Regions from separate parts of the Homo sapiens genome. Here region 1 is linked to region 2. Evidence: chromatin loops called from intact Hi-C (ENCODE). Cell type or tissue: ascending aorta. All regions are shown on one strand. Each heading gives the region's core, and the rest is flanking DNA. Links, peaks and the distances in the headings are about the cores only. Region 1 overlaps LOC102723370 (a long non-coding RNA gene). Region 2 overlaps LOC102723370 (a long non-coding RNA gene).

Evidence for each region. Peaks named below come from ENCODE experiments on the same cell type or tissue, not always from the same donor. Only the 100,000 strongest peaks of a DNase experiment are listed, where the experiment ranks them.
Region 1: a loop joins it to region 2, with 2.4 times the contacts of the local background. A loop is called at or near these places in 2 of 110 quality-filtered maps.

What each region holds. Positions count from the first base shown.
Region 1 is chr11:21,822,356-21,833,948 of GRCh38, reverse strand. The region is part of intron 2 of LOC102723370 (a long non-coding RNA gene); the gene reads right to left. Among named protein-coding and RNA genes, the nearest start is that of ANO5, 360 kb to the left of the region's middle. In ascending aorta, for the core only: no CTCF peak of the experiment used is centred there; no DNase peak of the experiment used is centred there; H3K27ac peaks cover 2,881 bases.
Region 2 is chr11:21,768,000-21,779,592 of GRCh38, reverse strand. The region is part of intron 1 of LOC102723370 (a long non-coding RNA gene); the gene reads right to left. Among named protein-coding and RNA genes, the nearest start is that of ANO5, 420 kb to the left of the region's middle. In ascending aorta, for the core only: no CTCF peak of the experiment used is centred there; a DNase peak (open chromatin) is centred at 5,142; H3K27ac peaks cover 1,070 bases.

The sequences.
Region 1 (11,593 bases), core at 2,224-10,223, 54 kb before region 2:
AATCTGGAACCCCTTTGTATAATTGGGTTTGGAAGATCATAAGAGGCTCATTTGTAGGGGTCGCTTTACATATGAATGACACTAAATTAGTTTGACTTGCATTTAAAAAGTCATATCTGGTCATTTTAAGTAGGAGATAGCCCAAACCACAGCATTCAGATTATTTATGTAGAAAACTTTTATATATGTTGTTGCCACACACAACGAATAATCCAGTACTATTAAAGGAAAAGGATCAAAGTGGATCCTATCACCCACCAGTTGGAGGTGATATAAATGTCATGGTTATTTGTTGTCATATCTGCATCTACATATTGCTAGGCTAAACTTGTATGGTTTAGATAGGAGTAGAAACAAAAAACATTTTATGAATTTGATAAAGTAACCCATGTATGCCATAACCAACTAAGAATTATTGATTTCCTCCTCAAATATGCTTTAGATATTGATATATCCAATAAATAAGACTATCATTTATTTTAGATAGTGGAACTAAAGAAGCATTCCATTTGCCTTTAGAGTTTCCAATAAACCCATGTCTAGTTTTGAGGAGTTGTCTGATAACATGGTTGAGGGTATCATTGTCATGTTCTGATTTTATATCTGTGTCATTATATATAAAAGTCTAGTCTTCATTATTTATGTAAAATCAAAGTGTTTCATTACAGAAGGAGTGTGTAATATAGCCTAGATTAGGTCCAGTTCCATTAAGGTTTTCTATGCCTGAAGATAAATTACCAGTAATAAAATCAATAGCTATAGGGTATCCCTTGTTTCTATTGCTTTTTGCCAGTGCCAAGTCATTTGAGCATAAATATGCCTGCCAAAGTAAGGATACCAAACTTTTTATAAATCCAGCTTCCTAAATTGATCACCCAAGTGTGTACTGGTGCATGTTCTAGTATTCATGGTGGTTGTGCCCATTCATCTAGATGACTACATAGCCAGCAATTGCTTTCACTAATGAAAGTAGCTATATTTTCAACAGTAGACTATAGAAGATATGCAGTATAAATAGTAAAATTTCCTAAAAAATAAGAGTTTGAACATTTTTTGTTAATGTAAAATAGAAACAAGTTTTAGTCAATGGAGTGGAGTCAAATGGACTCTTGTTCCCCATATTGGTAAAGCTGTCTACTTCATGATGTCATTTGCTTCTAGGGAAGGCTCTCCTTTGCATAGCCTTAATTTTAAGTCATCTGTATTTAACAAGTACAAAAGTCTAAGGGAATTCTCTTTATTTGAGAGACATTGACCCAAGGCTCAAGACCCTGAGATTTTGCTGCAGTGTGTGTGGTAAAAAGAACCAAATATAGTATCTTCCAGTGATGCTCAAAGGCAGTTTTTCTGTGGTGTTATATCCAAAAAGACCCAATCTCCAGATTCTAGATAATGAAAGGCCTGATCACCATTGCTAAATGGGTCACAGAAACCATCTTTCATTTGGTGAAAATATACTTTGGAATAATGCATCAAGGTCTTGCAGTATTGAGTCAGATTTAACAAGTGCAGGAAAAACATGGTGTTCCATTATAAATGGCATAGGTATTTCATTAATTATTTTATAAGGAGTCAGTTTGTTGTACCCATAGGAATTGATCTAATTGCCACTAAGGTCAGTGGTAAAACTTTTGGCTTAGGTAATTCAGTCAACTCTGTTAGCTTAGCTAATTTTAGTTTTAAGATTTTACTTTTAAGATACCATTTGCTCTTTCAATCTTTCCAGAAAACTGAGGATGATGAAGGCAATGTTAGTGTCATTGGGTTTGTAAAATCTCATTTAATTTTTTGATAATCTGTCCAGTAAAATGGTATGCCCTATTGCCAGAAATTTATTTAGGGATGCCCCACAAAGGAAACAAATATTTTAATAGTTTTGCTACTGTTGTGACATCATTCTTTCTGCAAGGAAAAGCCTCAATCCCTCTTTAAAAAAAGGCTCTTAATCACAAGAATATATTGATATCCAATTGAAGTTGGCAATTGAATGAAATCCATCTGCAGATGTTCAAATTGTCCAGCATATGGTAGAAATATGCCACTGGAAACCTTCAGGGTTTTTTTTAGTATTATGAGTTTAACCAGTCAGACATTGGTTATAAACCATTTTGACTGCTTTAGAACAATCACCCCATAAGTTCTTTTTCATAATTTGAACCGTTTTGTCTACTTCGTGATGGGTTGTGGAGTAAAGAACCTTTAACAGTAGCAATTTTAGGAACTCAGGAAGCATGAAATGACTGTCTAGGCCTTCAGTAGGTCCCATTTAACATTTAAATTTGCATCACTTTATATGCTATTTTTGTTGTTCCAATTCAGGTGCACAGCATTTTTTATTGAACAAATTATCATAAGTGATCTGATTGGGATACGTTTTATGAAGTTCATGAAAATTAAATATTTTAATAATTTTAGTGCTCTCTGACCTGATATGAAAGCCTACTAATGCATTTCTTTCATATTCAGGTTGTCTTACAAGTATAAGCATCAATGTCAATAATAGCAACCTATGAATGTAGCAGAATAGCTGAAAGAAGTTTATCCTATTGAACCCCATTTTTGGTGGGGTTCCACTGGAAGTGAGAAATTCTCTGTTTCTGTACTATTCCAAAATCACAGACAACTCCAAAGGCATATGTAATATCTGCATACATATTAATCGATTTATCTACAACAAGCCTAGTAAGAGCATATAATTCTGCAAGTTGTGCTAAATAAAATTGTGAGAGTGTTTCCTTTTCTATTAGTTCATGTTAATTAGTTACAGCATATCCTTCTTCATATTTCCCTTCTATAATTTTTGCATAAGATCCATCAACATAAAGTATTAATTCAGGATTACCTAGTAGTTTCCTGTAAGTCAATGTGAAGAGTCAATAGTTATAATGTCACACTTATAGTCTTCTCCATCTTCAATCAAAGGCAGCACAGTGGTAGGGTTAAACAGAATATAATATTTGAGATGGAGATTAGAAGATAAAAAGAGATGGATTTCATATATTGTTAGTCTACTTGAGGAAAAATGTTAGGTGTAATTGCAATTTAATAAGTTTTTGACTGCATGTGGAACTTGTAGGTAAAGCTCATTCTCTAATACTAAGTGAGATTAGGTTTCTAACAATCTAGTTGCTGTGGCCACTGCTTTTAGACAAATTGGATATGCTCTGGCCACTGCATCTATCTGTAGGACATAATAACCAATAGGTTAATGTCATTGTTCCTGAGTTAAGGACTTCCAAGGCTTGATGATCACATTTGTGAACAAACAAGGAAAAATTATTTATTACTTGGGAGCCCTAATGTTACAGGTTGTTGCAAAGCTCAAAACCTTTTAATTGTCTTTGAGTTGTCAGACTAAGAAACCCTTCAATTATCTTCACTTTTTCAGGTAAAAGGGAAATTCATTCTGTTGTCAAACTATGTCTTCAGTAGTGGACCTTTTATGAAGAGAACTGAAGTTTTTCCATAAAGGCCATATGACCCTTGTAAGCTAACTGCTGTAAAAGATAAATTGAATCTTGATAAAAGAAGATAACAGTAGATCATGAACAAATTGAATTAGAGTGGAATTTCTAGAAAATTTTACAATTGACAAGTCTTAGTGTAATGCCTGAAAGAAATAAGATGGGGTTTCAGTGAACCCCTGTGGCATTACAGTTCAGGTACATTGCTGATTTTTCCAGGTAAAGGCTAACAAGTGTTGGCTCTCCTAACAACTGGAATACTAAAGAAGACGGAGCAGAGTTGTATCACCGTGAACGACTTAGAATGTGTAGGCACATTAGATAACAAAGTGTTAGGATCTGCAACCACAGAAAATATGCATACCCTAATTTTATTTATTGTATATATGCCTTGAACAGATCTCTAACCCCATCCATTCGATTTTGTTTTGTTTTGTTTTGTTTTGTTTTGTTTTGTTTTGTTTTGAGACGGAGTCTTGCTCTGTCACCCAGGCTGGAGCGCAGTGGCGCGATCTCGGCTCACTGCAAGCTCCACCTCTCGGGTTCACACCATTCTCCTGCCTCACTCTCCCGAGTAGCTGGGACTACAGGCGCCCACCACCACGTCCAGCTAATTTTTTGTATTTTTAGTAGAGACGGGGTTTCACCGTGTTAGCCAGGATGGTCTTGATCTCCTGACCTCATGATCCACCCTCCTCGGCCTCCCAAAGTGCTGGGATTACAGGTGTGAGCCACCGCGCCGGGCCCCATTCGATTTTTTAACTAGTAAAATTGAAGTCTTACAGGGAATAACAGAAGGAATTGTAAGTCCTTGTTTTACTAATCTTCCACAATAGGTGAAAGTCCTTAAATTGCCTCTGACTTTAGCAGGTATTGGGGCAATTTAGGCAATAGCTTAGAATAGTCTATTTGAACTTTCATATGTTTAGCACATTTAATTTTTTCTATGTCAGCTGAAGAAGAAGCCCACATATATTTGGGTACTTCAGAGAGATCTGGTTTTCCCGTAAGTTTTGGGTTCAACATTATAAACTCCTGTTTGTAGGGAACAGAACAATTGAGGTTCAGGAGGGCCAGGAAACTCTAGGAATAATTATCCTTCTGAAGAGAATGTTATGCGTCCTCTCAATTAGGAAAGCATAGCTCATCCCAGTAAATTTACTGGAATGATATTACATAGTAGGAAGGCATGCCTTTCTGAGAATGGCCTAAGAGTCATTTGGACTAATTTAGACACAGGAATTCTCTGACCTTAATTTGAAAACACTACCACATAAATATTTTCTTTACTCCAAGAGATTTGTTGATTTAGTAGGCTGGGGTTTAAAGTGGATAAGGTGGCTTTGGCATCCACCAACACTATACATAGTTCCCTGTTGATTGAGATCTTAGTTTCCCTATGTTTATTTAAGGATATTATGAGAATAACTTAGTGGAAAATCTCTTGTAGCCCCATCCGTGTTGATTATTGTTTCAAGAGTCAAGCTCTCGGGAATTTCATCTAATGCAGAAACAATCTTTTCACTGTTTTATTTCAGCATTTGATTCTTTTCTTGTTCTAAAGTGCTCTCAAAATATTCAGCTATGGGGACTGCTTCAGTCATATCAGTGACTTCCCATTCAATCTTATGGGTTGTTGTTTTTTTTTTTTATTTTGTTTTTATCAGGTCATGCAGCTCTGGTCAAAGCCAATTAATGAATAGGGCCATTAAGAACCATTTCAGTTCCACCAGGAAATACATGCTGCTATATTTTAAGACCAGAGTGTTTAACAACTAAGACTTCCAATTTAGCCCTGAAATCAGAAAGAAATGTATCTCTTTTTTCTATTTATATGATTTAATAATGTACCAGTCAATCTTTTCTGGGAAGACAATGGGAATATCTTCTATAAGTTTTTCAGGCAACTTAAGAGCCATTTCTAGAAGTGTCTCTTGAAAGGTCATCAGCACTTTCCTGAGGCTTATCCCATCTCCCTGTAGTTACCTATTTATTTTCTTCCCCAGGTTATAATATCATGTGCATAAACTGATTCAAATCAGGGATCACCAGGTTATAGGCCCCTATGAAGATTCTAAATTCCTCAGTAATTCTTTAATGGATTTTCTCTAATATTTGAAATATCTTTTGTTATAGCTCTGAGTTTAGTTTTTGACCAAAGAGTAAAAGTAGTTACAAGAGCCAGATCTGGCTGTTCTGAAGATCTAGCCTTATAAGACATTAAGCTAACTGTCTTTTTCTCGTTATTCTCGGGGCAAAAGGATAGTTGAGCAAAAGAGTTAGTAAGTTCAGGGCAAGAAGATAGTTGAATAAATGGGTTAAAGGTTCAAAATAACCTTTAGAGAAGGTAGAGGAGGATAAAGGGAGAAAAATGCTCATAGATACATCAGTTACCATATAATTTTATTTATTTTCACCCTCAATTTGTTGTTTAAGTTTTAGATGCCTTATTTCCCTTTAGTAAAGGGTCTTTTTAGAGAGTCAATTTTGTAATCAGTAAGTCTTTTAGAAGACTCTATATCCATTACAAAATGCATCCCATTGATACTGGGGTGTTCAAGGTTGCTTCCTTGCCAATAGATTCAATAAATGAATACTTTTATCTCAAATAAAACTTCTCCACTGCAACTCTAAATCATCTCCGGCAAGGTAGGTACAACCATGTCTCTAGAAAGGTGCAGGCTTTGAGTCCATAATTTTTGAACATAAAATTAGCTAGCATTCCAAATAGAGAAGTCCCTGACTCCTTAATGCTTATAAACCCATCACACTCAGTCCTTCTAAGCTTTTACCTACCCAATGCCTCCAACTGGAACCAGTTTAGTTCCTGTTGAATACTCAGTCCAATCTCCACACCAAATTGGAACAAATTTACTCAAACTCAGAAAGCTCAGGATGTAAAATGTGGAGCACAGAATAAGAAAGACACTTATTCAGGAACTCCGGTTGCAGGAAGAAAGCAGTGGGCACAATGAGCTCCGTGTGGACCTTTCACCTGGCTCCATGATACTCCCAGGAGTCACTGGTGATTGCCTTCATATCTCACTTCTGCCACCAAACTGTAAAAGAAAACTCTTAGGCATAATACAATTTTAAAGAGTTTAAGTAAGCAATTCTTGAATCAGGAAATGCCAAGCTGAAAGAGGTTTAGTGTTCCAATGACAAGGTGACATAGACAAGTATTTACAGGGTCAATGGTTGGTTGTAGTTACAAATTGCCCTTTTTTGGTTTACCTTATTGAAAAGTCTCTAGTCACATAACCACATGTTAGCTGGCTGCTCATCATTAGCAGGACTTTGTTTCTGTCTAACATAAGCATTTATCAGAAATGTCCCATGGAAAGTTCCACTTACGCTTGCAGTTTAAGCAAGGTTCAGGCTATTTTTAAGGTCTATTTGGTTTTGTTTGCCAGGAATTTTTCAGGCTTGGTCTTCATTTTAATTTTATTTTAACAGTTCCTAGTTTTATTCTATTGTGATACTAGTGTATGCTGTTATAATATTTCTACTTTATAGAACTTACTAGTTTTCTTAAATTCCCCACATATGATTATATTTTGTGACAGTTCCAATATTCTTAAGATGAATGTGTGTTTGCTATTATCAGGATGTATACTTCAATATGTAGCCATAAGGTTGTCCTTACTGATTAGGTTGATCAGGTCCTCTGTATTCTTACTTGCTTTTTTGGCCACTGATATGTCTTGTACAGAAAGTGGAATTTAAAATTGTTCTTATATTAGTGTATTTTTATCTATGTATTCATGTATTTCCTGTAATTTTTTCTTTATGAAGATAATTACTATCATTTTGTGTATATAACTTATATAATTATTCTAAATTATTGGCTTTAGCATTAGTAAAAGCGTCCTTTGTTGAATTTGATACTTCTTAATGCAAATTACACTTTGAAATCAGCAAAATAATGTCTACTTTATTGTTTCTATTTGCCTAGTATATATATTTTCCACGGTTTTGTTAGCCTTTTTGTATTATTCTTTAGACATGTCTCTGGTATACAGATTATAGTTGGGTATTTCTTTGCTAGACAATTTTGAAAATAATTTTCTTTTTAATAGGTGACTTCAGCCTATTCAAATTTATTGATATAACTGATATATAGAATAATTTTAAAATTTTCAAGTTAAAAAATACCTTAGTGACCATATAGCTAAAAGGCCTACTAGAAGTTTTAGTATGTTACATTAAAATAAGTGCAGAAATTGAATCAGACTCTCTCTGGACTCCCAAAATTCTAAATAAGGATGATAGAACCCCTTATGTTTTGGTAAGTGTGTGTGTGTGTGTGTGTGTGTGTGTGTGTGTATGCATGTGTGTGTGTATCTGTGTGTGTTTCTATGTATGTGTGTCTGTGTGTGTGTATGATATTTTCATATGCATCTTTTGAGCTACTCTACACACACACACACACACACACCCCTCAATAATATGAGCTACTTGGCTTTATGTACAACCTCCACCTCATTATTCCTCATTCTGCTGCCACGTGCATACAAACATCACTAGAATGCCAGGCACATGGTAGGTGGTCAGTAAATATTTGCTGTATTAATTAATAAATACATAAATAACCCAGAGAAAGAGCCCTCTTAAAAGTTAATTATATTTATTAAATTATGTGCATTCATCCCTCCAATTGCCTGTGGAGTAAAGTTATAGATATATACAATGTATTTATCTTTCTGGTTTGGGTGGAATATAGTCTCATTGTTTTAATGCATCCTGTTTTCATGTAATATTTTCTTTCTGTAATGGTTTCTAAGGTCAGACACCTAGTAACTGTCCGGCTATGAACAGTCCAGCTTATTAAACTGCACTTTCTGTGTTTTTAACTTTATCCCAAAATCATATCTCATTTGAAAAACTATTTAAACTGTTGCCTGAGAGCTTCAATAAAAACATTTCTACCACACTTGGCATATGATTCAGATTCCAGGCCCAACCCTACTATATTGACTAGCATAATTGCTCTTTTTAGGGAACCAAGGGAATTTGAAATAATGTTGATTTATTGGTGCCTTAGAAAAGCACTGGTATCACAGGCTTATTAGTGCAACTCCCTGGCATGCTTTCTCCCAGTTTCTGGTGTTCTGATTTAGTTTCCAGAAAGAATACAGACGCTTTAACTTTGAATCTGGATCATTAATTTCACTAAGTCATTTGGACAGCAGGGCACTTAAAGCTTCCTCAGCAATTTGAATGAAAGAAAACTTTGAAAATGCCTCAGTCGAATGCTTCTTATTCTAAACTGAAAGCTTTCATTAGAAATAGACTACACTGTTCATGGAAGATTTATGAGTATATGACTGAATCATTAATGACAGATATGATGATGATATGTGCAGCTTTCCAAAAGGTACAAGTGAAAAGCATCGTTTTTATTTTCAATGTGCCATGCATATATCATCAATTTAATTAAAATTAAAAAACATGCTTGTGAAGGAATTGCTATAGTATTCAAGTTGGGTGTTCCTATGAATACTTAGAGGAATTAAAAGTTATAAAAAATAAAGCAGTGACTGAAAACTATTTGGGTTATCATTTTTAAAAATAATTAAAATAAAATAATTTTTCTATTAAAAATAAATATTATTTCATTGTTTAAAATATTTAGAAAATACTGATTGACAGAAAAAGAAGAAAATGTCTCAGCTGCTTAAGATTTTGGTATTAAAAACTTGTAGAACTTTTTAATAAATATATATGTAGGGGCCTTCACAGTTTGTTTTAAATTAGAGTACCCACATCCATATTCATATCAGGGTGGACATTTTTCATGTTTTGATTGCCCAGTATCAGCACATTTTTTTCTATATTTGAGGGATTCCTTACCTTGTAAGTACTAACTAAAGGCTGATCTTGCCTGCGATTATTTGGCTGGAGACACTCTCCTCACTTTCCCAGATTTTTGACCAACATGTTTAGAAAGGTGTTCCTAAGCTTAGCTAATCATCATAGTTCATCCTAGAGCTACTGACATAAGAGGAAGTTTTTTCTTGCAACAACAATAAAGGCAGCAGGTCCTTCACTTTTCTACTGATTAAAATGGTGGCAATTCAAGCTGCAGTGTTTTAAAACGAGGATGTGTGAGTCCCTAAACCTTGTTTTCCTTTCTCAAGATTGTTTTGGCTGTTCTTAATCCCTTCCATTTTCATATAAATTTTAGTATTAGTTTGTCAAATTCTTCAAAAAAAATTCAGCTGAAATTTTGATAATGTTTGTTTTGAATCTGTAGATTAACTTGGGGAGTGTTGCTATCTTAATAATAACTACGTCTTCTGATCCAGAAACAAGGTTTGTTCCACTTCTCTAGTTTTTCCTTAATTTCTTTCAACAATGTTTTATAGTTCACAGCATATAATTTTTTCACTGGCTTTGTTAAATATATTTTTAAGTGTTATATTATTTTTAATGCTATTGTACACAGAATCATTGCAGATTGTTCACTGCTAATATATATACAGATAATTGATTTTTGTATATCAATATTTTGTTCTGCAACCTTGTTAAACTCATTTATTCTATTTTTTACTAGTTTCCTTTGAAATTTCTAAATATAAGATAATGTCATCTGAAAATAGTTTAATTTATTTCTTGTTAAGACATAAACTACCTTTTATTTCCTTTTCTTGCTTAATTATTTTGCCTAGAACTTCCATTACAATGTTAGAAAGAAATAGCAAGAGTCAATATCTTTGTATTTTTTATGATCACTCAGTCATTCCCCATTAACTATGATCTTAGTCCTAGATTTTTGTAGATGCCTTTTATGAGGTTGAGGAAGTTTCTTTCAATTCCTAGATCACTAAGTATTTTTTATTAAAAATGTGTTGGATTTTGTCAAATGTTTTTCTGTATTTATTGAGATACTCATGCAGTTTTTGTATTTTGATACAGTGTATTACATTGATTTTCAGATGTTAAAACAAACTTGTGTTCCTGGGGTAAATCCCACTTTATCATGGTACATCATTCTATTTACATGTTCCCTGGATTTAGTCTGCTATTTTTCTTATGATATCTTTATCTGGTTTAGGATAATACTGGCCTTATACAACAAGCCTGTACTTTTTTTATTTTCTGGGAAATGTTTAAAGTACCAATTGAGTCTCTTGATTTATTAGTTATAGGCCTATTTACATTTTCCATTTCTTCTTAAATAAGTTGTCGTTGTTTTGTCTTCTTAGGAACTTGTCCATTTCTTCTATCTAGTTTGTGGGTATACAATGGTTTGTCATATATATTCCCTTATGATCCCTTTTACTTCTCGAAAGTCATTAGTGCCCTCTTTCCTTTCTGACTTAGTCTTCTACCTTTATTGTCTTGGTTAGGTTAGCTTACATTTCATCAATTTCATTGATACAGTCAAAGAACTAATGTTTAGTTTTGTTGATTTTCTCTTTTGTTTTACTATTCCATGTTTCACTAATTTCTCCTTAATCCTTATTATTTCTTTCCACGTGCTTGCTCTAGCATTAATGTGCTTTTTTTTTTTTTTTTTGGTGTTCAGTGTCAACATTAAAGGTTAAGTTTTCTATGTGTTATCTTTCTACTCATTAAATATATCCAACATAGTTATACATTTCCCTGTAAGCATGGCTACTTTCACTGCATCCCATTGCCTTTTGATTGAAGTGTTTAATTCATTTGCATTTAGGATAATTTCTCATAAGTTAGAACATGATCTTCTCTTTTGGTTTTATTTTCTATTTTGTTCATGTCTTCTTTGTTCTTCTATTCCTTCTTCATGGTTTTCTTTTAGGATAAGTGAATATTTTCTTGTACAATATTTTTATTCCTTTTATAAATTTTTATTTATTAAAAATTTTTAGTGTTTCCTTTGGGGGTTACCATATATATCTTATCTTACCCTAATCCTCTACAAATTTTTACTAATTTAATTCCAATGAAATACAAAACATTGTTACTATATAGGTCTATTTCTTCTTCCTCCTTTATGTAACATTATTGATATACATGCTACATCAGTATGTGTTACACATCCAACACTCTGTTGTAAAAATTATTATTTTATATAATTTTAATTTTTTATAAAGCTGAGAGAAGAAATAACATCAAGCATATAATTGTAGAGTTTGTAATAATAA
Region 2 (11,593 bases), core at 1,386-9,385:
GTTTACTGATGTGTATGGCTGACTGAATAAAGTGATTCCTAATTAGCATATATGAAATAATCATTGGTCTATCTGGAGTCATAATTAGTGCATTAGGAAGAATTTACTCAGTGTCAAGAAGATAGGTATTAGAATAAATTAGCTTATCTTACCTGCGTTGAAGCACAGAGAATACCTTAGATACAATGTTTATTAAAACAGGGCAATAACAATATGGCAATTTCCTAAAATCATTAGTGCACATCATTGAAAATATAAATTTTTGCACCTAAACTCCCCTCTACATAATATGCCACAGAAATAAAAAGCTAACTTGACATCTTAGTAAATGTAACTGAAGGTTTGAAGACAGGAAAAATTCAATTGTTTTTCCAGTATTCTTTAATAATTACTATATTTAGTATTTTCCTGGGCTTGGGAAAAACCCACCTACTAAAGGAATTTTTTCATTGAATGCAATCTTTAGTTTGCTTTAGGCATATGTTTCATTTCTGGATAGGATTGGTAAAGATTTGAAGCTAAAAACACAGAAGAGTTGAGGGTTTCAAGGGAAAAGCCAGCTGGCTGTCTTTGTCTTAGAGAATTTGACATGGTCTACAGGCTGGCCTTCAGCCTCACCAGCTCAAAGACTGGTTAGCATATTAAGCATATAACTGGTTAGCATATTAAGAAGTGCTCTTTTGAATTCTCACAAATCAAACTTAGGATGAGTGATGTAAAAAGCAGAGCCTATCTTATTGATTTACAATGAGAAGTATAACTGTCAAAAGGATGAGTACATTTGCATCAATATGACCAGTTCACTCTCCCACTAAGCAAATCTTCTTGGGAAGCCAAATTACGACCTAAATTTGCTTGCTGAACATGGAAATATGTCAGGTCACTCAGTGGTTGTGAGTGTGTTGAGTATCACCAGACATAGTCTCTGATGTCTCAATGAGAAAATCTACACAGCATAAATCACTTGGCCACAGGGACTGGGATATTGAGGATTTGTATGAGGACTCTCCTTCGCACTGGGAGGATAGAAACTGACTGGACTAGAATCTCTAGCTCCTCCTTTCTGCACTTCCTGACTGATGAGCTGCTTCCTAATGGGCACATTTCTCTATAGAGAAGTTAATCCCTTGGGTGAAGAGCTTAGTTTTCTTTCCATCTCTTATGATGTTTTTGCTTATCTTGGATCTTTGGCATTATACATTCATTCTACATTTTAATTATGAGTCATAATTTTTCACACGTTCTTGTAGAGGAATCTTACTATTGACCTGTGTCAAATGTCTTCATACAAAAATCTAAAAGGAAACATTCTCATGAGAGTCTCAGTTGTATAATTTGTTTGAACTGAAAAGTCTAAGATACCTTTACCAAGAATCCATAGTCATAGCACACACAGTCCTGTTCTATGGAGAGGATATGACATTGGCCTTCCATACACCCCCACTCTGCCCTTTCTACACTCTTTCTCACGGACATTCAGTTGCTCTCTATCATCCCCTTCCTCCATCCACCTTTACCCTCATTTCAGCCCTCACACACATACATACCACATCACTCCCCAGTGGGCATGCAGCTTGCCCCACTTTCTGTGATCCCTCATCTCCATGTGTATATTTATTTTCAAAAATGTTTAATATATATAAAGAGGCAAACTAGAGAGGATCATTGGAAAAAATTTTAACGCTCTTCCATGAACTTTAATGTAGCTTTGGGAAAACTCTCTACCTTTCTCTGTGCCTCATACCAACAGTTGGGGATTTTATATGATCTGCATATTTCATGAGTTTTTATTCCTTAAGTACAGGAGAATTTGTTCTTATAGAGCATTAGACTTGGGTTAGAATACTGTTCATTAAATTAATCTGATAACTGCCTCAATAATCCAGTTAGGTGCATACCATTAAAAAACATGTATGTACATGTGTGTTAGTAGTAGTACAATGTTATGCATTGGTGTATGTGTGTACATATGTAGACAGATGCAGATGGATGGATAGATAGATAGCTAAAAAAATGTATGTAGACCAACGATTTTAAAATAAATAAGAAAACTCCAAATAGGGGGAGTTCTAAGGTTAATAAACTTTGGAAATCTGGGTTCAAAACAATAAACAAGGTTCTTTAACTGCAGGAAATCTCAGAGCTTGTAAGAAGCTAGTATGTTTGTGAGAGAGTTACAGAGTTTTCACATTTTATTTGATTACAAAAACTTTTGTTATAAAAAATCAGTTCTTAGAACTTTATGTTTTGCAGAGCACACATCTGCAAATTTAGTTGTAAGAGGCTTATTTTCTAGAGTCCATTATTAATTATCACTTTTGATCCAGATACAGAGAGTTACTCTGTATATACTATCGATAGAGACAAATTGTCCTCATGCTCAGATTATCAGTTGGCTATTAGTTAATAAAAAAATGATGTGAACAAGAAATGTCATTCAAAGTAAACAAATAACTAGGTAAACAAATTACAGTACAATCATTAGATGGAATACCACTCAGCATTAAAAAGTAATGGAATACTGAAACCCAAAAGGGCATAGCCGAATCTTCAAAATATTATTCTAAGAGAAAGAAGCCAGATATAAAATGCTATAATTTAATTATATAAAATTCAAGGACTGACAAAATTAGTATATGGTTATATAAATCAGAAGAGTGGTTGCCTCTGGAAGTGAAATGATTGACTAGAAAGAGTCATCATGACACTTTTTGGGATGATAAATATGTTCTGTATCTTGACTTGGGTGATGACAGTTCAGGAAATTTTATTTGTTAAAGATCATCAAACAATTAAGATTGTTTAAACAATCTTCAACAATTATGATTTGAGCATTTATTTTATTGTACATAAATAATACTTCAGTATGGAAATATTTTTTAAAGAAATGTTATGTAAAGTTTGAGATTATAGTGCTCTGTTTACAATAGCTTTTGTTAACTGGAGTAGAATGATACTCATGAGAAAAATAAAGTGATGAAGAGCTCTACAACTGCATTGCATTCTACAAATATAAGAGGCTGTCATTACTATGTTTCTCATCAGTATCATAGTCAGGGAGGAATTTATCTTAACCCTGATTCCCAGGAAAGCAGAGCCTGTTGCAATATTTAGATGCCAATGCTGATTTGGGACATGCAATCCTGGGACATTAAAAGTGAAGGAAAGGGGAAATAAGGCAGAGAAGGATGAGAAGCAATGTATTGTTACACTGGTTATTGTATCATTATTTGAGTGAGGGCAATACACTTAGTTGACAGAGTCAGTACACTGGCTTAGGTTCCTAGTGTGTTTCCAGAAAGTGTGAATAGACAGAACTGTTATTGAAGGGAGAAGAAAAAAAAGACTAATTACTTTCTCCTATCCTCTGATGCACAGTGATCAACATTTCCCCCCAGAGGAAGCTATGTCCTTTGCACTTCTGGTTTACATCACTTCACCCATTTGGTAACCACCTTGGGTGCAAGGTCCTATACCTTGTGATATGGCCCTTCAACTGAATCCAAAGTCTGTTAGAGCACATAGCTGATCAGCTTCAGGAAGCAGAACCATGTGAGCATGGACAGAATTAGCCCTGGTGGCAGGTGAGATGGAGCAAACATGATGATTCAAGACACAGACTAGATGCTGAGAGAACTGAAAAGCTTTATCTGATACTGCCAATAGAGGGTCAGGTTAGTATAATAACAACTACTATGTGGATTTCTGTTAAAGTTGTTGTGAGAATTAAGTAAGTTAATACATAGGAAATTCTTGTAAGCTCATAATAAGTGCCTAATATATCTTAAATATAAATCTTATATTTTATTATATTCTTATCACTGCACAACATATTTTTCTAAATATAGCCTCATTTAGTTCTTATAACATTTTTTTCAAGTAGTGTTTTTCTCATCTGACTTTACATCTTCTGAATATGAAGCTTACACAAATTAAATGTTGTAGCAACTTAATAGTGAGTGTTTTAATGTGTACAGGCCATGGAACTGAGGACTAAGCTTTACATGACTTGACCAGCATCATGCAGCTATTGAGGAACTATGGCACGACTAGAATACAGAATATGTATCTCTTAGTCAAGAATTTCCCATGTCACACCATGCTACCTTTTCCCAATTATGTGTAAAACTACAAATATTTTAACGATACAAATATTTTACTAATATATTTAAGTATACTGGTTTCCTTTTTAGGCTTCTAAGAAACACAAAAAATAAAGTGTTACAACAGGCCATAAAAATTTATTTCTTAAGTCCGGAATTTGCTGAGGTTTCTATGGGCATAAACATAGTAAACATTTCTGGGAACAAAATGGAAACCGTCTTATTGGCTCATACATGTTTTACTGATTCATAAGTGTTTTTTCATCTTTACTTTGATCAAGTGGTTCAGGCCTGGTCCCTTTCCTCCTGCTCAAGTTCATCTGTTCATGCATTAATGAATCTGTCTATGCCCTGAAGAGCAGGTAGTTTAGAGGGGGAGATAGATAAGTACACAGTTATAAAACAATGTGATAAATGCTAAAATGAATGTAATTGTGGGTGCTTTGGATGGTCAAAGAAGTCTGTTATAAGACATTAGTAATGAACACCCCATTTTATAGTGATAAGAATTTTATTAATTTTAAAGCATCCCTTTAAAATATAAATCTAGTTCTGGATAATTTGAACCATATTTTTTTTTCATTGAACCATTATGTAGTGGTGACAGAGCATTAACTAAAGAAAGTTCCTCCCAGGTAGGAAAAGCAAGTAGAAGCTCCTCATTGCTAAAGTAGAAGGATGTTTTACAGGGGATGAATCCATGGAGAGAATATTACATGAGTCCCTAAAAGGAACCCACAATTTCCAACACTTTAGGTATTGATGAAAGTGGAAATTGGAGTGATAAAACTCCTTGAAAGAAACGGGAAAATCTAATAATATCTAGTATGCTGCTCCTGACCACATGCAGCAAGGCTTAGGAGCAGCAGAGGAGCAAGGGCAGAGGAAAGGGTCTAGAAATAAGTACTCAGGGCTACTCCCTCTTTGGCCATGGTCAACATGCCATGTGCAGTAGCCCCAGGAGTCCTGTGTGCCCTGCCAGCAGGGTATAGAGCTGCTAAGAGGGCTGCCAGTGGAACTTATCAGAGGAATTGGAGCAGCATGAGTTGGCCACAGAGCAGGGTCCATGCCAGGAGTTTTGGCAGTGGTTGTCAACTCCAAAAATAGGGAATTAGTCATTCCTGGGCAAACACCAACAGGAGTTCTCCAGGGACGAGATTACACCTCTCCATATTAGAGTAAACCACAGCATTCCCTCGTAGGCCTCCCTTTGTGACTGTGAACATATACTGGAGAGGTAACCTTTATATAGTCACCACCTTGGAAAAGAGGCAAGTGAGGAAAAAAAACGAACAAACTAACCACTAATCTTACACTGAACAGGGAAAAATTAAAAGCCTTTCCTCTAAGAACTGAAACAAGAAAAGAATGTCCACTTTCTCCACACTTATTCTTCAAAGTACTGGAAGTCCTAGTTAGAGCAATTAGGCAAGATAAAGAAATAAAGGCATCCAAATAGAAAAAGAGAACATCATGTTTTTCCTTTTTGTAGATGACATAATCTTACATAAAGAAAAACCTAAAGACTCCATCAAAAACCTCTTAGAACTGATAAATTTCATTAAGATTGCAGTATACAAAATCAATATACAAAACTCAATAGCATTTCTATACAGTAATAATAAACTAGCTGAAAAAGAAATCAAAGAAACAATCCCATTTATAATTGCTACTAAAAAACATCTAGAAATAAATTTACAAAGGAAGTTAAAGATCTCTACAATGAAAACTACAAAACACTGATAAAAAAAAATTACAGAGGCCACAAAATATGAACAGACATTTGAGGCTCCTAGATTGAAAAAAATTAATATTGTTAAAATGACCATGCTACCCAATCTAGAGAATCAAAGTACCAATTACATTATTCACAGAAATGGAAAAAGAATCCTAAACTTCACGATAAACCACAAAAGACCCTGAGTAGCTAAAGCAATACTGGACAAAAAGAACAAAGCTTGAGGCATCACACTTGCTGACTTCAAAAATAATACAAAGCTATAATAACCAAAACAGCATGGTATTAGTATAAAAAGAGATGCATGAATCAATGCAATGGCATATGGAACCCATAAATAGGCCAGGCGCAGTGGCTCACAGCTGTAATCCCAGCATTTTGGGAGGCCAGGGTGGGCGGATCACCTAAGATCAGGCATTTGAAACCAGCCTAGCCAACATGGTGAAACACTGTCTCTACTAAAAATCCAAAAATTAGCCAGGCGCGGGGGTGGGCACCTGTAATCCCAGCTACTTGGGAGGCTGAGGCAGGAGAATCGCTTGAACCCAAGAGGCGGAGGTTGCAGTGAGCCAAGATTGTGCCATTGCACTTCAGCCTGGGTGACAGAGCAAGACTCCATCTCAAAAACAAACAAACAACCCATAAATAAATCCATGTATTTACAGCCAACTGATTTTCAACAAAGATGACAAGAACACACATTGGGGAAAGAACACTCTCTTCAACAAATGGTGCTGGGCAAACAGGACATTCATATGTAGAAGAATAAAATTAGACCTCCATCTCTCATTGTATATGAAATAAACTAAAAATGGTTTAAAGCCTTTAATGTTTGACCTGAAACGATAAAACTACTAGGAGGAAACATAGGGAAAATGTTTCAGGACATTTGTCTAGGCAAAGATTTGATGAGTAAGATTTAAAAAGCACAAGTGAAAATTACAAAAATAGACAAATAGAAATATATCAAACTACAAAGCTTCTGCCCAGAAAATGAAACATCAACAGAGGGAAGACAACTTGTAGAATGGGAGAAAATATTTCCAAACTATTCGTCTGACAAAGGACTAATATTCAGAATATATAAGAAACTCAAATAACTCAACATTAATTATAGATAATCTGATCAAAAAGTGGACAAAGCCAAAAGAAGTCATATAGGTGACCAAGAAGTATATGAGAAACAATGTTGAACATCACAAATCATCAGAGAAATGCAAATCAAAATCACCATGATATATCATCTCATCCTCATTATGATGGCTATTATAAGAGATAAAAAATAACAAGTCCTTGCTAGGATGCAGACAAAACGAGATTCTTATACATTGTAGGTGAGAATGTAAATTAGTACAGCCTCTATGGAAAGCAGTATGGAGATTTCTCTAAAAACATCAAATAGAACTACATGATCCAGCCATTTCGCTACTGGATATTTATACAAAGGAAATCAGTATATTGAAGAGACGCCTGCACTCCAGTGTTTATTGCAGCACTAGTCACAATAGCCTAGATATACAATCAACCTAAATGTCCACAGCCAGGTGAATGGATATAGAAAATGTGGTATATGTACACAATAGAATACTATTGAGCCATTAAAATATGAAGCCCTGTCATTCACAGCAACATGGATGAGCCTGGAGGACATGATGTTAAGTGAAATAAGTCAGGTATGGAAAGACAAATACCATCCACTTTCACTCATATGTGGAAGCTAAAAAAAAAATGAGTTCATAGAAGTAGAGAATAGAATTCTGGTTATTAGAGGCTGTGAGGTAGCGGGGAAGAAAAGATAGGGAGAGATTGGTTGATGGGCATGGAATTACAGTTAAATAGAAATAATAAGTTCTAGTGACATAGTACTGTAGAGTAAATATGGTTCATAATAATTTATTATATATTTTCAATAGCTAGAAAACAGGATTTTGAATGTTTATGACAAAAAGAAATGATAAATATTTCAGTTGATGGATACTCTAATTACCCTGATTTTATCATTATCCATTGTGTGCATGTATAGAAATATTACTGTTTCTCCTACAAACATGTGCAACTATTATGTGTCAATAAAAAAGAAAAAATATATACTTTTTTTAGGAGTTACACTTTCAAGCTCTGAGATAATATTTTTCCATGTACTGTATCTTTTAGAATTTACAATAAGCCTAAGAGGTAGATAGAAACATTATCCCCAATGTATAGATGGGAAGGCTAAGTTACCATTAAAATGTTAATTGCCCATGTTCCTTTAGGGGCCATGTCTCCTATTTGAACCCAGACAAATCAATTCTAATATCCATGATTTTGGCCACATTGTCATGCCTGGCTCCCATGCTTCATTATTCTGCATTGAGGCAATTTTAAGAATGAGGAAAAAAAGAGATGACTAATGTAGGTATTCAGTGCCCAGTTTTTTCCATGAATGTGTTGCTCACAATAAACGTCTGTGGAACTTGCCTATGCAGCAAAAACTTAATTGAGTGGCTGCTGGGCAACCCAAGCCAGCTGCTGGGAAATTGTGCCCTTGTTTACAGAATCAAGTCCCTTTTTTATTCCTGTCAACAGTTTTGGGGATTTCTATATTCTAAGCTGATTCTGCATTTAATGTATAATTGCAATACAAGATTGAAAATTCTGTTTACAGTGTAATTCTAAAGTAGTTTACACTCTTGCATTATTGAAATGGCTTGCTTGAAACAGCTCACTACACCTAGAAAAGCCTTCTTAGCTAAGTAGGAGGACTTACAAGTCCATTCTTTACAAAATGCTACAGCCAGATGAAGTATATCCTGTTGCTGGCTGATTTTTTTTAAACTAAGAATTTATTTTAAACTTTTCCAGTTTAAGGCAATTATTCCTTCCTGTTCATTGGCATAATATCTTGGGGGTGCATTTATAAGTTTATTAATGAAAATCATTCATTGATTGAAGACAACGGTAGAAGGTAAAAGTATGTCATAAACTAGGAAGTTTTCCAAATGCAAGTTTTTATTATTATTCTTCAAAAACAATACCAATAGTTGGTGCTATTAAAATAATATTTACAATCTTTGCTGGGATAAATTTCCCAACTTTAAGATACACCTTGTGGACATTAATAATATGAATATTCTGTAGTCTTTGCTAGTTTCCTTTCTCCTTAAGATTAATTTCTATGAAAGAACATCGTTTTAGCCTTTGAATTTCAACTAACATTTCAAGGTAACCTAGGGTTTATAGGACACCATGCTAAGCACTCAAAAAAAAATGAAAAGTTATAAAACATGGTCCCTTCCCTTTAGATCACTAATGTATGCCAGGGAAGATTACCTGATGTATTTGAAAGAAGTAGAAAAAGTTCACTTCCAGCTCTAGTACTAGTGATATGACTTTCTATGTTATTTAACCTGAGACTCAGTTTATTAACCAATAAAGTGAGGTTCATAATATTTGTTTTGAAAATTTTTATGAGGCTTACATGAGATAATTTATGTAAAAGTCAGCACAATATCAAACAGAGTAGTGTTTATACATGCTAGGAATGTTTATGATGGTGAATAAACACACACACACACAAAAAAAAGAAAAGTAAATACCATACATTTTCAATGGCTATGACAAAACAAAAGCTAATTTCATGTTTGAGTATTTAAATATATTTATGCTTAAAAATATTAACCGTAAGCTTTAATATGTTTAACTTGCCAAAAAAAAACCCCAATAATATTCCTGAATAAAAAATCTGGCTGGGGTGTAAATCAATACCCCCAACTTTAATTTACTCAGTTAACCAGAAATTAACCTAATTGCATACCTGAGAGCTTGAGGAATGAAAATGGAAAAGAATAGGGTAGGTATTTTGCTATTCGCCAAGATGGAAAATCACAGGAAGTGGTAACCAATGGCCCTAGAAAAGAGGTTTGGTTTCAGAGAGCCTCCGACTTAGACTCTGATTCTTTTTAACTGTGTGATGGCAAATAATGAAACTTATTTCTTCCTCAGCTTTTTCATCTTAAAAAGGATATATTGTGTGTAAAATGGTTATCACATAACCTGCAAGAGAGTAATTGCTCAAGAAAAATGAAGTTATTATTCTTTTAGCTGTTTTTTAAAGTATGAATTGAATTAAGATTTGGTTTGCATTTCTGACCATGAAGCATCAGTACAAAGAAATTGTTGGGTCTAATATGTTGAGGAGCTCAGGTCACTGATAGATTGTTATAGAAAACTAGATTTGTTGCTAAAAAGGATGCTCTCATGAAATTACCCACAGAAGTAGTCAGGGAAGATTCCACACTGGAAAGAAGCTGCAGTTAATTTTCACACTGTGTTTCATGTCGCCATAAAAGTCACATGAATTACCCGTGGTCACTGTAAAATGCTAATAATAAGACCCAAGAATGTCCAGCAGTGAATGGAGCACAGATTTTCCATTGAGTAACACTACCCAGCTTCAGGAAGAGCTGAAGAAAAAGCCCGTATTTGCTCTCAAATTCCCCAGGGTAGGCCAGTATGTGGAAGTTAGAAGTTTCTTAATTGAGAAACTGTAAAATTGTAATTTTACAGTGTTATGTGTTCATATTGCATTGTGCCTTTTTCAGATAAATTTTGATTGACCTAGAAGGTTCTATCCAGAAATGTTTATTGCATATATATACACGTGCACACTCACATACACAGAAACACACATACACATATATATATTTAAATACAAATATATATATTTTAATATTTCAGATATTAAATTACAAACTCAACAATTTAATTTGTAAATTTGTGGTAGGCAGAATTCTAAGATGACCCATGATGATCCTCACCCTTATATAATCCCCTCCCAATGACTGTCGATGGGACCTGTGAGTATGATTAATTAGCCCTCCCATTATTATTTCACTTTATATGGCAAAGGGATTTTTCCGATATAATCAAGTTTCCCAGTCAGTTGAGTTAACTGAAAGGAAGATTATCCAGACAAGCCTGACCTAATCACATGAGCCCTTTAAATCTGGGTCTCGGGTCAGAAACAGAGAAGATCAGAGATTCAAAGCAGCAGAGATATTCTCTCGCTGGCTTTGAAGGAGTAACTGTCATGTTGTGGGGACAGCCACATGGCAAGGAATGGCAGCAGCCTCTAGAAACTAAGAATAACCCCTGACTGGAGGTAAGAATTCTGCCAAGAACCTAAATAAAATCGGAAGGGGAACCTGATCCTCAAACAAAATAGTAGCCCTAGCCAGCAGCTGATTTCAGCCATGCAGGTCCTGAGCAGAGATGCTAGTGAAACCATTGCAGACTTAATTTGCAGAAAATGTGAGATAGTAATTTTGTATTGTTTTAAGCCACTAAGATTTTAATAATATGTTACACAGCAATAGAAAATTAATGCAAAGCCTAAGACAAAGAACTGCAGATGTTCTATCTTGAACTTCATGTTTAAAGACATGAATAGGTTCAAATGTGCCACAACTGAGCATTTTTGTGCACATTGTACATTTTGAATTAGAACATAATGAATCTCTTATGCAGTTAATAAGCCAGGGCCTCAAAAATATGCATGAATGTGAAACAAGCTTAGCTGCTTCCCTGAAAAAAGCTAACATTTGAGTGGGTAAGAGAGACATGTTCAGGAATTAAACAATACAGGGAGTGAACAATGAAGGTAGGGCCCAAAAAGAGCTAAATATGTGCTAAGGATGCAGAGTTCCATTTTCCCAGCTCTTATTTGAAATATTGGCTTTACAGTATAGAAGAGAGGCTTTAAAATTCAATT